Linked DNA regions of Homo sapiens: region 1 is linked to region 2. The links are chromatin loops, found by intact Hi-C in ENCODE. Cell type or tissue: natural killer cell. All regions are shown on one strand. Each heading gives the region's core, and the rest is flanking DNA. Links, peaks and the distances in the headings are about the cores only. Region 1 overlaps CHN2 (chimerin 2). Region 2 overlaps CHN2 (chimerin 2).

The links. A loop is a pair of places that touch in the nucleus more often than their neighbours do. Peaks named below come from ENCODE experiments on the same cell type or tissue, not always from the same donor. Only the 100,000 strongest peaks of a DNase experiment are listed, where the experiment ranks them.
Region 1: it touches region 2 in a loop (6-fold over the local background); 4 of 110 quality-filtered maps call a loop at or near these places.

The regions. Positions count from the first base shown.
Region 1 is chr7:29,261,682-29,264,487 of GRCh38, reverse strand. All of the region lies in intron 1 of CHN2 (chimerin 2), which reads right to left. Among named protein-coding and RNA genes, the nearest start is that of CHN2-AS1, 54 kb to the right of the region's middle. In natural killer cell, for the core only: no CTCF peak of the experiment used is centred there; no DNase peak of the experiment used is centred there.
Region 2 is chr7:29,336,615-29,339,420 of GRCh38, reverse strand. The region is part of intron 1 of CHN2 (chimerin 2); the gene reads right to left. Among named protein-coding and RNA genes, the nearest start is that of CHN2-AS1, 130 kb to the right of the region's middle. In natural killer cell, for the core only: no CTCF peak of the experiment used is centred there; a DNase peak (open chromatin) is centred at 1,630; H3K27ac peaks cover 1,179 bases.

The DNA of each region.
Region 1 (2,806 bases), core at 130-2,629, 75 kb after region 2:
CCAAGGCAGAAGAATTTTTCCTAGTACAGAACAAAATGGAGTCTCCCAGGTCTACTTCTTTCTACACAGACACAATAACAATCTGATCTCTCTTTCTTTTCCCCACATTTCTCCCTTTTCTATTCCACAAAACCGCCATTGTCATCATGGCCCGCTCTCAATGAGCTGTTGGGTACACCTCCCAGACGGGGTTACGGCCGGGCAGAGGGGCTCCTCACTTCCCAGACGGGGCTGCTGGGCAGAGGGGCCCCCCACCTCCCAGACGGGGTGGTGGCCGGGCAGAGGGGCTCCTCACTTCCCAGACAGGGCGGCCAGGCAGAGGGGGCCCCCCACCTCCCAGACGGGGTGGCGGCCGGGCAGAGGGGCTCCTCACTTCCCAGACGGGGCAGCCAGGCAGAGGCGCCCCCCACCTCCCGGACGGGGCGGCGGCCGGATGGGGGCTGCCCCCCACCCCCCACCCGGGGCCTGCCCCCCAGCTCCCGGATGGGGCGGCTGGCTGGGCGGGGGCTGCCCCCCCACCTCCCAGACGGGGCGGCTGGCCGGGCGGGGGCTGCCCCCCAGCTCCCGGACAGGGAGGCTGCCGGGCGGAGACGCTCCTCACTTCCCAGATGGGGCGGCTGCCGGGCGGAGGGGCTCCTCACTTCTCAGACGAGGCGGCCGGTCAGAGACGCCCCTCACCTCCCAGACGGGGTCGCAGCCGGGCAGAGGCACTCTTCACATCTCAGATGGGGCGGCGGGGCAGAGGCGCTCCCCACATCCCAGATGATGGGCGGCCGGGCAGAGACACTCCTCACTTCCTAGACGGGATGACGGCCGGGAAGAGGCGCTCCTCACTTCCCATACTGGGCGGCCGGGCAGAGGGGCTCCTCACATCCCAGATAATGGGCAGCGAGGCAGAGACGCTCCTCACTTCCTAGACAGGGTGGCGGCTGGAAAGAGGCGCTCCTCACTTCCCGGACTGGGCGGCCAGGCAGAGGGGCTCCTCACATCCCAGACGATGGGCGGCCAGGCAGAGACGCTCCTCACTTCCTATACGGGGTGGCGGCCGGGCAGAGGCTGCAATCTCAGCACCTTGGGAGGCCAAGGCAGGCGGCTGGGAGGTGGAGGTTGTAGCGATCCGAGATCACGCCACTGCACTCCAGCCTGGGCAACATTGAGCACTGAGTGAGCGAGACTCCGTCTGCAATCCCGGCACCTCGGGAGGCCGAGGCGGGCAGACCACTCGCAGTCAGGAGCTGGAGACCAGCCCGGCCAACACGGCGAAACCCCGTCTCCACCAAAAAATACGAAAACCAGTCAGGCGTGGCGGCGCGTGCCTGCAATCCCAGGCACTCGGCAGGCTGAGGCAGGAGAGTCAGGCAGGGAGGCTGCAGTGAGCCGAGATGGCGGCAGTACAGTCCAGCCTCGGCTCGGCATCAGAGGGAGACCATGCAAAGGGGAGACGAGGACCGTGCAAAGGGGAGGGGGAGAGGGGAGAGGGGAGAAGGGATTCTTATTTTAAATTGTGGTAAAATACATATAACATAAATTTTACCATCTTCACGATTTATTTTAAGTTCCGGGGTATATGTGCAGGATGTGCAGGTTTATTACATAGGTAAACGTGTGCCACGGTGGTTTGCTGCACCTGTCAACCCATCATCACCTAGGTATTAAGCCTGACATATATTAGCTGGTTTTCCTGATGCCCTCCCTCCCCCTGCACCCCCATCTTCACCATTTTCAAGTATACAGTCAGTGGCATTAATCACATTCACACTGTTGTAAAACCATCACCACCATCCATCTTCAGAATTGTTTCTCTTTTGCAAAACTGAAAGTCTACACCCATTAAAATCTAGTTTCTTTTTAGTAAGGAAGGTTCACTTTAATTGACAAAAGTAAGAGAAACAATTAGTTAAAGAAGAAAAGGATTAGAGAATTGAATGAAGTCAACACAAAGAAAACAATTATATTTAATCTATTCTCTCTACTGATTTCAAAGAAAGATCTTTATCATCTAAATTGACACTCTAATCCTGATATAATTTAACTCTCTTTAATACACTCTCTTTAGTTTAGCCTAGTATAGAGAAATAGTTTAAAGTATTAACCACAAGGGTTACTTTTGTAAGTGACACAAAGCAAGGTTAACACTTTCTTTGACATGTGTTAAGAACAACTATGTGTATTTGTGATATGAAATATTCTACATGGTGCTAATTCCAAATACCTGAAGTTTTCCTTCTAAGTATCTTATCAAACTAGTACTGTGATACACAGAAGAGACCTTCTGTGCAGTTAGATAGAAAGTTGTTTTTTTGGTTGTTGTTTGTTTTTTGAGGCTGAGTCTGGCTCTGTCACCCAGGCTGGAATACAGTGGCACAATCTTGGCTCACTGCAACCTCTGCCTTCCAGATTCAAGCGATTCTCCTGCCTCAGCCTCCCGAGTAGCTGGGATTACAGGCTCACGCCACCATGCCTGGCTAATTTTTGTATGTTTTGTAGAGATGAAGTTTCACCATGTTGGCCAGGCTGGTCTTGAACTCCTGACCTCAAGTGATCTGCCTGCCTCAGCCTCCCAAAGTGCTTGGATTACAGGTGTAACCCACCACGCCTGGTGCACCACTTACTTTATTGCTCTTTAAAATAATCTAATTTTAAAAGGTTTGTGTATAACGATATCTAACATACAATTTTGTGAGGGCAGAGCCCATATATAACCACTAAACTGTGCAGATTTCCTTCCTTTTTAAAGTCATTCCATTAGGTGACCTCTATGAGCATCCAATGCTGGTATTTATTTGAAGTAATTTCAGTAATGTGT
Region 2 (2,806 bases), core at 305-2,804:
TGAGGCATAGCTCGGGGTTTCAGTGCATGAAACAGGTCTGGAAGAGACTGCTAAGGGCTGAGGTTGTGTCTGTCTGCAGAGGAGATCTGGGTGGCCGAGGGTCAGGAGAGGTAGGGAGATTTGGTTTTCACTTATATCCTTTTACATAATTTACATTAAAAAAAAGTATAGCAAACTTTTTAAAAGGTTGTTTACAATTACATTTAGCACTTGTTTAAATATACCTAGGTTAAATTTCTTAGCTTCCTTTTTTAAAAATGATTCCATGAAGTGACCACTACAAAGGTCCAAAACTATCCCTGATTAACATCATTTCAAGTCTACTGTGACTTTTCCAGAATGTAATTGAGGGTTCAAAATAAATTAACTGAGTAATCCAATAGTATGACAGGCTTTGTATAAAATAAAATCTAAGATAACATTCCTTTTGTGAAAGATAATTTTGACAGATATCATGTAGATATCTTAGCCTTTATTAATAGTCTTTCATTACGTTGTTAGATGTTTTGTATGCAGTGTCTTATTTAATACTCATAACCAGGGCTGGGTGCAGTGGCTCATGCCTGTAATCTCAGCACTTTGGGAGGCTGAGAGAGGGAGATCACTGGAGGTCAAAAGTTCAAGACCAGCCTGGCCAACGTGGTGAAACCCTGTCTCTACTAAAAGATACAAAAATTAGCCAGGCATGGTGGCACTAGCCTGCAATCCCAGCTACTCAGGAGGCTGAGGCATGAGAATTGCTTGAACCTGGGAGATGGAGGTTGCAATGAGCTGAGATCGCATCACTGCACTCCAGCCTGGGTAACAGAGCAAGACTCTGTGGCAAAACAAACAAACAAAAAACTCACAACCAGCTTATAAAACAGGTATTATTAGTCCCATTGTACAGGCAAATAAACAGAGGAATAGTGAGGTTGCCCAGAATCACATAAATAATCACATATATTAATCATATAGTGAAGCTGAATATTCAAATCTAGCATTGTCCGGATCTGAAAAGCATACTTTTCTTCATTACAAAATTCTGTCTCTCATACTAGACACTGCAATGTCCTAGGACTGCACATATATTATCACACTTCATTTCCAAACAGCACTATGAGGTGGGTACTCTTATCCCATCTTACAGACTTGGAATCTGAAGCCCACAGAGGATGGTGCCTTGCCCAAAGTTGGCCAACTCATTTGTATCCCATAAGAATAAATTATGGCCAGTAACATGTACACCCAATAGTCATCTTGGGAAGACTGACCTACCATATTTTATCATAGCAATCAAACTCATTTATGTCACAACATTCAAGCTGTTACTTCAGTCTCTCTGTAAGTATATTAAGCCTGCCTTCATCTATTTCCAACCTAAACCTTACCCCTTACTGTAAGACCAGTAAAAATAGATGGGGCCCAGTCAGGCTGTCTAGTTGGCTCTGATTCTTGAAGCCTCCTGAGACTGGGAGCCTCCAGTTTTCCTTTCCTTCTGGGTTTTGGTGTTCTGTGGTTTCTTATCACTTGCTTTAAAAATAACTTCAGGGAAAATATTTCTAAAGATCACACGCACTGCATTAGCAACACTTCAGACACCCCATCAACCACACCACAGAGCAACAAACAGCACAGGAAGCGTGTCTGTGATGTACAGGAAGAAGCAAGAGTAAGGACCCAACAGCCGAAACAATCCCTCACAACCTGCAAGATGCTAACTGAAAGCTCCACATTAAGCTCTGCATTAGCATGCATTTATCACTTCCATGCCAAATGCTTGAACAAATGTATGCAGGAAGGAAAGCTTTCCTGTCACCCCGTGGCAGCCTGGGTGACAGCATCAGTAGGTCTATGATTAAAGGGTTAAGAGTAAGGCAAACAACAAGTGGTCCCAATGATTTCCGCAAGAGAAAGTATTCACATTACATAACAGAGTGAGAAGAATAGACCCCCTCTCCGCACTCTGCTGTTATGAGTGTTGCATGTCTTCATAGAGTTGGGGACAGCTGTACTGCGTGCTGGCAGCAGTCATATCCTCTTGCTGTTTGCACAGTGGGACATTTGTCTTCCTAATCGCAGCATGTGAAAGTTCCTACTTCCACTACCAGAGTCTGAAACTAAAATTAAAACAAACCTTTCCTTAATAGTTAGCTCCTGTCTGAAGCTGTTTGTACTGGTACCCTCTGTTTATCTATTTTCAGCAGCACGGTCATAAGGAGGAATTGTATATTTACACACCTGTGCCTTTATAAAAGATCATTTGTTCATGTTCTCCTCTCTCCATTTAACAAACATTTACCCATCACTCTATTCCTGATCCCAAGTTAGGCACTGGGTACACAAAGATGACAAAGTCCTTTCCCTGAAGCAGCACCCAATCCTAGAGGGGAAGCAAGCAGAGGGGAGTGTATGAAGGAGTGCATGCAAGGGTGGTGGGTGCCGGAAGACAGGAGCCAGGTTCCTGGCAGGGGCGAATGGGAAGCTAACAAGGAAGACCTCACAGAGGAGATGACATTGGAGCTGGGCAGTGACGGATGAGTAGGAGTTTGCCAGGCCCTGTGCCAGGGAGGGAGAGAAAGGTGGAATGCTTGTTGTTTTCACTTCAAGCATTCTGAGAAGCAAGGAGACTTTCTGGTTTGCATGTGAAGCTTTTTTTTTTTTTTTTTTTTTTTTTTTTTTGAGACAGAATCTTGCTCTGTTACTCAGGCTGGAGTACAGTGGCACAATCATGGTTCATTGTAAACTCAGACTCCTGGGCTATAGAGATCCTTCTGCCTCAGACTCTGGAGTAGCAAGGACTACAGGTGTGCAGTACTATGCTTAG